Linked DNA regions of Homo sapiens: region 1 is linked to region 2. A link is a loop called in an ENCODE intact Hi-C map of the cell type or tissue named here. Cell type or tissue: GM12878. All regions are shown on one strand. Links, peaks and the distances in the headings refer to the core of each region. The heading gives the core; the rest is flanking DNA. Region 1 overlaps AHI1 (Abelson helper integration site 1). Region 2 overlaps AHI1 (Abelson helper integration site 1).

Region 1 (5,389 bases), core at 304-5,303, 52 kb before region 2:
ATTGCTAATTCCAGTGGTCAATTCTTTGTTCTTATCTTGCTTAACCTATCAGCAGCATTTGACACATTGGATCACTTCTAAATACATGGTTTCTGGGATACCACATTCTCTTGTTTTGCCTCTTATCTCATTAGGCACTCTTCATTCTCCTTTGCTAATTTTTCCTCTTTTCTTCCATGTCTTATAAGATGGTTTCACTGCAATTTGACCCTGTTTTATTCCCTATATATGCCCACTCCCTTAGTGATCCCATGACTTTAACTCATATGCCAGTGATTTTCAGATATTTATCTTCAACCCATACCTCTTTTCTGAACTCTAGATGTACACAATCCATCATGGTAGCTAGAGGCTGGTGTAACATAGGAACTAAATTTTTAATTTTATTTCATTTTAATTAATTTACTTTTTTGGGAGGTGGGGGGGATGGTGTCTTGCTCTGTCGCCCAGGCAGGAGTGCAGTGGCGCGATCTCGGATCACTGCAACCTCTGTCCCCCAGGTTCAAGTGATTCTCCTGCCTCAGCCTCCCAAGTAGCTGGTACTACAAGTACCTGCCACCATGCCCAGCTAATTTTCTTATTTTCAGTAGAGGCGGGATTTCACCATGGTGGGCAGGCTGGTGTTGAACTCCTGACCTCAGGTGATCCGCCCACCTCAGCTTCCCAAAGTGCTGGGATTATAGGTGTGAGCTACCATGCCTGTCCAATTTACATTTTAAAAACCACATCTAGCCAGCAGGTACCATATGGGCCAGTGCAAGTTTATAAAATCCACTTCATTATCTGACTCCCAGCAAATCAGATGTTACAATATAAAGAATAGATTACCATTTAAAAAACTGAATGCAAATAACACTTTTAATAATAAAACTTGCCTAATGTTGAAGATTTTGTGGTGGCATTTCATCATCATGATTTTGAAGATGTTATTAATAAGCAATTTTGATTAGCTTGAATAGGGACTCTAGAAGTGTCTTATTTTTCCTATTTAAATAAATACATGAGATTCTGGTAGCACTTAGCCGGAGGTCAGAGGCATTTGTATTTAGATCCATATTCTGTTGCTTAATGCTGTGACTTGAGCAAGTTATTATTTCATTTCAGAGACTTGTCATTTGAAAATAGAGGACAGGAAAATGTTTACTACAAGTGAAAGGTTTTAAATACCAAAATTTGTTTGTCTTACAGTGCAATAGGAATAATAGATTGTATCTTTATAACTATATTCAGAACTACTTTAATCATTGAATGTTTTTATTTTAAATTTATCTAACTTCCCACTAAATTTTAGAAAGGGAAAGCACTATGTTCTTAGAACTAAACCTAGTAAATGTCTTATGTTAAAATCTATATTTCTGTGGTACATATGTATTATTTCTAAATATAACTTTCAGGCATACTGTTGAAAACATTTCAATAAGTGGTTTTTATTATATAAAGTAGAAGACTTGAAAGGTTTCAGCTACTTTATCGGAACATAATTTATACCGTGGTGAAAGTAGTAAATGTTTTGCAACTCACTGCTTTGCCTCTAGGGTAAAGGAAACTCAGTAATCAGTTTACTCAAAAGTGAGAATTGAAGGAAGAATTACAACAATGCCATATGGCTGCAACAGGTGAGATGAGAGGGTTGGTTATAAAGTAGCTAAATTATTTTGACCAGGCATAACTTTATTTTTTTATAGTTTGACGATATGACTACATTAATATAGTTTACTATCAACCATAAAATGCATTTTATAATTTTGTAATCTCAAATCGAAATGGACAGTTCAATTTTTAAGATAATTGGGCATATAAAATGATGTTGTTATAAAATATATTTCCAAATACTTAGATTTTAAAATAGGTTTTTCTATAACTTTTTTTTTCTGATAATACACTTAATACATGCCTTTGAAGAAAATGAGTATTCCATTCTGGCTGAGCAAGATGACTCATACCTGTAATCCCAACACTTTGCTTTGGGTATGAAAAATGGGTTCACACCATCTCATATTCTCTATACCATACCAATGTAATCCCGTCAGGTGATTCACTTGAGCCTAGGAGTTCATGACCAACCTGGGCCACACAGTGGGACCCTGTCTCTTTAAAAAAAATGTTTTTTTAATTATCCAGGAGTGGTGGCACATGCCTGTGGTCCCACCTACTCAGAAGGCTGAGGCAGAGGGGAATCGATTGAACCCAGGAGGTTGAGGCTGCAGTGAACCATGATTGTACCACTACATTCCAGCCTGGGTGACAGAGCAAGACCCTGTCTCAAAAAAAAAAAAAAAAAAAAAGGGAGGGGGGAAGGAAGGAATCAATCAATCATAATTTTAAGCCATCTTTAGTTCTTCACTATTACAGTGTATATATTTATATATACAAAATGTTGGACACATTTCTGATAATGAAAAATATTTTAATTCACAAAATAAAAGGTCTTTTTCTCCAAATTAATCATATATACTTGTTTTCGCATATTTCACATCAGTGTTCATTTCAGCCATTATATTCTGTGATTCTGTGGTAAGTGATCCAATTTTTAAAAAATTATTATTATTTTATATGTATATATATATATATATATATATATATATTTTTTTTTTTTTTTTTTTTTTTTTTTTTTTTTACTAATTTTGCTTAGGATGGGCACCGCCTGGAACCAAGCAAGCAGCTCTTCATGTTTCCTCCTCTGGGGGAAAAATGAAATAGCACTTGTATCACAAAAATAACAGTTTTTTTTATTTCCTTTGTAAATCCTTATGTCTCAGAGTAACTTTTTAAAAAATTAAATCTGTGACAAGAAATTTTTAGTTTTTAAACATTTTAGTTTGTGTCTACTGAAAGCTCTGGAAATTCAGAAGGAGGCTATCTAATTAAGCTCTCATTTACCCTTAGGTCATAATCTGCTAAAACTATACTCAGAATAGCCCTAAGGTTTCCCTTAGAGAAGTGAAGTGCATACTTTTGCATTTTGTGGTTTAGTCAGTTTGGTCTGGATAGTGAACAGTCTGTGATATAATAGAATTTACTGGTAATGTTTTCTGGAAATGAATATCCATCACTTATTGAAGATGTTAACTAACAATGGAAATTAGGTTTAGGAACCAGACCTTCTGGTAATGATAGAGACTTAGAGATAATGTTGATTTGTATTTTCTAGAATTTTAAATGCACATTTTTAAGAAGCCTTTTCCTTGAATGAAAAGTGAATGAAAATGTAAAGAATCACTGTGTTGTTCTTAGTCAGCAACTTGCCTACCAGTGTGAGAGCAAAGTTACTGAGAAATACGGAAAGTGACAAATGACTATATGCGTGACTGGTCATTTTTTTTTAAACAATGTAAGAGATTTTTGTGTTATAAATGGTTAATAAGTAAAAAGTGGAACATTGTTCTTATTTCAGACAATTTACTTTTTTCCTCAACTTTCTCTAAGAAAACATTCAACTGTAATTCATAAGGAATAAAAGTTAAGAATGATTTCTAACTGGTTTCCATCCTTTTTTTGAGAAGAACCAGAAATAACACATTTTAATAGAAGTACTCTAATGAAAACTGTTATTCAGTTTAAAAAATAAAAACATTTTTAATATTTTCAAAAGTTAATTGAAGCATTTCATCAAGCATTGTTTATGGAGAGCCTACTATGTAACAGAGACTCTGCCAAGCACTGCGAGAAATGGAAGATGAAAGCCCTCAGAGGCTTTCCAGTCTATCTGGGGAGTCCAGCAGGCAAAGAAATAGTTATAATATGATGGTGGTAAATTCAACAGGGCATGCGTATAAAACACTGTGGCAGCACAGAGGGGAGAGTAAGTCCGATTACATGTATCATCCTTATAAAGTGCACTTAGTTTTATGGCCTTGTTTAGAAATTTATCTTGCCCATGCAGTATACAACAGTATCATCTATTTTGGAGTTCTCTAAATGATAGCTTAGAACTCAGAATCTGGATTTCGTTGCTGGCCTTTTGTAAGGCTCATGTGTCACAAGTCATATAATGATCTTAGTATGCTTTCTTCAAATCTGCCTCCCAAGGATCTTACGGCATTCTGAGAATAAGTGAGTTTATGCTTAGTAGGACTCCAGTTTATTTCATATTAATGTCTATGTGGGTGTGTTTGTATTTCATATTAATGTCTATATGGGTGTTTGTATGTATATGTGTTATTGTGTATACTTGCCACTTTTTTTAAAAGGAATCAAGTCTTTTACATCTCATTGCTGTTAAATTTGTCTGAGAAATATAGGGCATGAACAGGTGTTTTGTTTTGGCCAACTTAGAATCAGTGAAGCTTGTTTTTTGTGGGAGTCCACTTTTCCTTTTTTTTTCCCTTCTTCAGTAGTGACATTATGAGGCATAATGTTATCTCAGTCTTTTTAGTCTGATTTTGAAGTGAAGATTTAATGAAGAGTTGAAAGTAAAACACTTTAAAAGCTAATGTAAAAGGCAGATATAAATGCACATATAACAGGCAAATTAATGTGCTTAATGTTCACTGAACTACTGCAGGGAAAAAATAACATAATAAGCATATTTTTAAAAATAACTTCTCTTTGCTTTGGATATGAAAATCTTTTTCTAAATCATCATGCTTATGTTCAAAGTTTAAATTTAAAAGTTTTCCCTAGAACTTAAAATGTCTCTTTTATGGAAAGACCTGGAAAAAATGGGTTCACACCATCTCACATTCTCAATACCATACCAATGTAATGGACCAAAAAATGTTTTCCACCATTAAATCCCTTCTTGTTTTAACTTTGTACTTTTTTTTTGGGGGGGGGGGGGTTATTTTACTTAAAAAGATGTTTAATTTGTACACATGCAGGTACTGGGAATGCAAGAGCATTTATACATTCAGTAAGTACCCAGTGCATACTTACAGTGTCCCAGGCACTTTTATACATGCTCTGAACGTATCAGTGAACAAAACTGGTAAAACTCCACATCTTTGTGTAGCTTACCTTCTAGTGGAGAATGACATTAAGCAAATGTAGTCTGGTTATCCCTCAGTATCTGGGTAGTTGGTTTTACGACCCTTTGTAGATAGCAAGGTCCTTGGATGCTCAAGTCCCCAATATAAAATGGACAGTATTTGGATATTGCCTGTGTACATCCTCCTATATACTTTAAATAATCTCTAGATTACTTATAATACCTAATACAATGTAAATGCTGTATAAATAGTTGTCCCGTATTGTATAGGGAATAATGACAAGAAAAAAGTCTATGTGTTCATTACAGATGCATTTCTTTTCTGAATAGTTTCAATCCATGGTTGGTTGAATGCGTGGATGCAGAACCCATGGATGCAGAGGGCTGTTAAATAAAAACATTATAACGACAAAGCAGGGAAGGGAGTTGCACCTGAGGAGTAGGGTTGGGTTGCTGTTTAAA
Region 2 (5,389 bases), core at 230-5,229:
TTAGTCATTATTTTATCAGAAGATATCTGGAATTAAATGCTTTCAAATGCTTGTTTGAAGTTTTTAAGTTTCACTTATCGTTGCATTATACAGCAAGATAGGAACAGATCATTTATCTGATACAGAGGCAATAAACTGTGTGCAATTATTTACTTTCTTTATCTTTGTTTTCTTAATCTATTATTATCCAGATAAGATCAGTTAAAAATAATAGGACCTTGATTTCTTTTTTATAAATATCTTTAGGGTTGTCCCTGGATATAATGGTAAGGGACTGTATGTTTCTACCACATGATGCTAGAAATAGGGCTATATGTTTCTTTATTCCTCTTATGAAATAAAATATAGTCCTAGTGTCACTATTAGTAAAGGAAGCATTTTAATATTTAATAATGTGCTTCTGTACAATTCAGGATTTATTGTTAAATTTGGTTTTCTACAAATATTTTTTATCTTTGACATTATTGAGAAATGAGACTTTCTTAAAGCGTATTTTATTTCACTTTTTAAATAATTACTAAAATATTACTTTATATTTGGCTCTATATTAAATGGTAATAATTGTACCAGTAATCCTAAGGAGTACCCTGAAGTCTTTGGCTGAGTGCTGATCTGCACATGTGTGGAGCAAAACTTCGTAAGAAAAGGACCATCAGAGAGTAGAAGACACAACAACAGGATGGCAAAAATTCGCATTTCTGATAGCCAGAATGATAAACCTTCTGTCAGAAGACAAAATTATAATACATTTAAAGATCTTAATTGGCTTATTTGCCAGAATGGGGCAGCATTTCATTCCATAAAATAGAATATATGTTCCAGTGAGCTGAGCAAAAGAAGTTGGTTTTATAGACAGAGAAGGAACGGGGGGAGAAACAAAGAATAAAGAGCAGATTGGTTTTTTAAAGTTCCTTTCCTTGTATATCAGGAAAAGGAAAACAGAATAACAGAAGAATAACTGGTTAACTTCAGGTTACTTTTTGTTGTCAAGATTAAAACAGAGGGAGCTTCATTACCATACTGGTTGGAAATTTAAACTGGCCTGTTTGGGAAGTTGGCTCTCTTTCTCTCCCAATTTCTTGGAAGGTGAATTAACAAGTTAGTTTTGGTTTGATGACATAGAACTTCAGCACGAGTGACTTCATTTTGATTGTTAGTCTGGTCTGTTGGGGCCTAGTTCAGGAGCTTAGTCCAATGGCTTGTAATTTTTATTCAATATTCAATATACCTGGGGCATCAGGTAGAATCATCAGGAAGGTCACACCTTGATAGTGGGGTTAATTTATCCCTAGAGTAAAGTCTTCTCTGAATATGCTCTATCAAAACCTAAACCTGGGCCAGGAGCGGTGGCTTACGCCTGTAATCCCAACACTTTGGAAGCCGAGGCAGGCAGATCACGAGGTCAGGAGATCGAGACCAGCCTGACCAACGTGGTGAAACCCCATCTCTACTAAAAATACAAAAATTAGCTGGGCATAGTGGTGCACGCCTGTAATCCCAGCTACTCAGGAGGCTGAGGCAGGAAAATCGCTTGAACCCGGGAGACGGAGGTTGCAGTGAGCCAAGACTGCACCACTGCACTCCAGCCTGGGTGACAGAGTGAGACTCCGTCTGAAAAAAAAAAAAAAAAACCTAAACCTGAAAACGGATATCAAGTAATGGCATGCCAGACCAAGGTCCAACACTCTTTAAAGAAATAGAAGAAAATCCAGCACTCACCAAAGTAAAAATCGTGTCTATTAGTTTCCTAGGGCTGTTGTAGCAAACTACCACAAACTTGGTGGCTTAAAACCTAAGACATTTATTCATTCACAGTTCTGGAAGCCCGGAGTCTGAAATCAGGTTAGTCAAGGAGAAAGCATAAAGAAGGTGGTGGGATCCAGATGCCATATTGCCTTATTAGACTGGCACAGAGAAGTTCCCAAATGATTATGGGCCCAATTGAAGTAGGGCTGAAGGAAAAAGTGCTCAAGCGTGTGAATTTATTCAGTGCTTAGCTTGTCGAATGACTTGGAGGTATTACGAACATCAATTATTGGATTGCATTGTGGATAAAACTGTAAGGAACAGCTATGCTGCTGAACTCTACTGGTTGGTGTTCCCTCAGTACACTGGTTTCATTGACCAGGCGTCACTGAGAATTCTTCAGAGACCACTATAATAATATTTAATCCCTTGAAAGATAATACAGAAAGGAATTCCCCTAATGTCTTACAACAGCCTGGCAGACTCTGCCTAAATCAAGAAATGGTGTTTCCAGCAGTGCTGGAAAAGAGTGAAAATAGTGTGTCAAAAAAACAAAACTTGCCAATCCAGTGACACTGAGACCATGATTATGACCAAGCAACCCCTCAAGCTTTGAGAAAAAGAAGAACTCTATTTCAAATATGTGAACAGTGGTCAAAATTTGACCACGTGGATTTTGTGAAACATCTCTTTTTCTAGTCCTGTCATTACCAAGATGGACATATTAGCTCGTGTCTTTAAACTTCTGTCACAGAAAGATTTCTTAATTACTCTGTCAGCTCAAGATTTGAGTCATATTGCTGAAGATATTCTCCTACATGCCAAACCACAGGGTGCAAGAAATGGTATGTTATAAAAGACACTCATCAAAAGAATGGTCAAGAAAGATATTTCTATAGTGATGCCTGACTGAACAAGGAGAAAATAGACTGTTACTTCAGAACAAACCTCTGGATAGGACTGTGCCACCTAACTGCTTTATAGAACTTTAATTTATTATAAAATATTGAAATAATAAAATCTAATTGGACATAGGGAAGTTATGATTTACTCACAATCCACTGCCAAATTAACACAAGCAAAGAAGTTTACTACATACAATATGATGATCAGAAGACAGTAAGTGATCTTCATATGAGAAGTTCACAGCACATTGGATAAAAACGCTGAAATACAAGCAGATTCCCGTGAGCCACGCTGTTTTTGTCCTTCAGTGTGTTAAGGGAATAATCCTAACTGAATGGTTAGATTCGGCTGCCGGCATGTGGACAGATGGTAGCATGTGAAACCACCCTGATTCCTCATTGCGTAGCAATTCTGTACAGTCATACCTTGAAGATATTGCCGGTTTGGTTCCAGACCACTGCAATACCGTGAATATCACAGTGAAACAAGCCACACAAATTTGGGGGTTTCTCAGTACATAGAAAACTATGTTTAAAACTATGTTTACTGTAGTCTATTAAGTATGTAGTAGCACCATGTCTAAATGATCAGTGTACATACGTTAGTGAAAAAAATACTTGATTGCTAAAAAATACCAATGATCATCTCAGCCTTCAGCAAGTCATCTTTTTACTGGAGGCAGGTCTTGCCTCAGTGTTGATGGCAGCTGACTGACCAGACTGATAGTTGCTGAAGGTTGTGGTGACTGTGGCAATTTCTTAAAATAAGACAAAAATGAAATTTGCCACATCGATTGACTCTTCCTTTCACAAAAGATTTCTCTGTAGCATGTAGTGCTGTCTGATAGCATTTTACCCAAAGTAAAACTTTGAGAATTGGATTCAGTACTCTCAAACCCTGCTGCTGCTTTATCAACTAAATTTATGTGATATTCTAAATCCTCTGTTATTTCAGCAAGAGTCACAGCATCTTCACGAGGAGTAGATTCCATCTGAAGAAACCACTTTCTTTGTTCATCCATAAGAAAGAACTCTTTATCCATTCGTTTTATCATGAGATTGCAGCAATTCAGTCACGTGTTCAGGCTCCACTTCTAATTCTAGTTTTCTTGCTGTTTCCACCAAATCTCCAGTTACTTCCTCCACTGAAGTCTTAAAACCCTCAGAGTCATCCATGAGGGTCAGAATAAACCTTCCACACCCCTGTTAATGTTGACAATTGGATGTCCTCCTATGAATCACAAATCTTCTTAATGTCATCTAGAATAGTGCATCCTTTCCAGAAGGTTTTCAACTTACTTGCTCGTATTCATCAGAGGAATCACTGTCTATGTCAGCTATGGACTTAAGAAATACATTTCTTAAATAACAAAACCTGAAAGTCAAAACTACTCCTTGATCCATGGGCTGCAGAATGGTTGTTGTTGTAGCTGGCATGAAAACAACATTTATCTCCTTGTGCATCTCCATCAGAGCTCTTTGGTAGACCAGTGAGAAGTAATATTTTGAAAGGAATCTTTTTTTCTGAGCAGAAGGTCACAAAGCAGTAGGGCTTAAAATATTCATTAAACTGTGCTGTAGATGGATGGGCTATCATCTAGATTTGTTCTTCCATTTATAGAGGAGAGACAGAGTAGATTTAACATAATTCTTAAGGGCTCTGGGATTTTTGAAATGGCAAATGAACACTGGCTTCAACTTGAAGTCACCAGCTGTATTAGTTCCTAGCAGGAGAGTCAGCCTGTTCTTTGAAGCTTTTAAGCCAGTCATTGACTTCTCCTCTCTAGCTATGAAAGTCATAGACGGCATCTTCTTCCAATATAAGTCTGTTTAAATCTCCATTGAGAAAATCTATTCTTTAGTATAGCCACCTTCATTAGTGATCTTACCTAGAGCTGGATAACTTGCTGCAGCTTGTACCTCAGCACTTGCAGCTTCACCTTGCACTTTTATGTTACGGAGATGGCTTCTTTCTTCACACTTCATGAAGCAACCTCTGCTAGCTTCCAACTTTTCTTCTGTAGCTTCCTCACGTTTCTCAGCCTTCATAGAATTGAAGAGAGTTAAGGCTTTGCTCTGAATTGGATTTTGGCTTAAGAGAATGTTGTGGCTTGTTTGATCTTCTATCCAGACCACTAAAACTTCCATATCAGCAATAAGGCTGTTTTGCTTTCTTATCATTCATGTGTTCACTGGAGTAGCACTTTTAATTTCCTTCAAGAACTTTTCCTTTGTATTCATAACTTGACTGTTTGGCACAAAATGCCAGTTTTTTGCTTCTATCAGCTTTCTACATCCCTTCCTCACTAAACTTAATCATTTCTAGTTTTTTATTTAAAATGAAGGACTTGCAACTCTTTTCATTTGAACACTTAGGGGCCATTATAGAGTTATTAATTGGCCTAATTTCAATACCATTATATCTCAGGGAATAGGAAGCCCAAGGAGAAGGGGAGAGAGACCTGGTGGTAGGGGGTAAGAGGGTGGAGGTTGGTTGGTGAAGCAATCAAAACATACACAACATTTATCAATTAAGTTATTGTCTTCTATGGCTATGGTTTATGGCACCCCAAAAGAATTACATTGGTAGCATCAAAGATCACCTATCATAGATCACCATAACAGATATAATAATAAAGGAAAAATTTGAACTGTTGTAAGAATTACCAGAATATGACACACAGACACAAGTAAGCACATGCTGTTGGAAAAAAATGGCCTTGATAGACTTGCTCAAT

Evidence for each region. Hi-C counts contacts between places; a loop is a spot of excess contacts. Peaks named below come from ENCODE experiments on the same cell type or tissue, not always from the same donor. Only the 100,000 strongest peaks of a DNase experiment are listed, where the experiment ranks them.
Region 1: it touches region 2 in a loop (5-fold over the local background); 1 of 110 quality-filtered maps calls a loop at or near these places.

The regions. Positions count from the first base shown.
Region 1 is chr6:135,380,123-135,385,511 of GRCh38, reverse strand. All of the region lies in intron 23 of AHI1 (Abelson helper integration site 1), which reads left to right. Among named protein-coding and RNA genes, the nearest start is that of AHI1, 110 kb to the left of the region's middle. In GM12878, for the core only: no CTCF peak of the experiment used is centred there; DNase peaks (open chromatin) are centred at 3,001 and 3,221; H3K27ac peaks cover 1,197 bases.
Region 2 is chr6:135,328,313-135,333,701 of GRCh38, reverse strand. All of the region lies in intron 24 of AHI1 (Abelson helper integration site 1), which reads left to right. It also overlaps the pseudogene BTRCP1. Among named protein-coding and RNA genes, the nearest start is that of MIR548A2, 92 kb to the right of the region's middle. In GM12878, for the core only: a CTCF peak has its summit at 2,997; DNase peaks (open chromatin) are centred at 2,511 and 3,061; H3K4me3 peaks cover 406 bases; H3K27ac peaks cover 2,213 bases.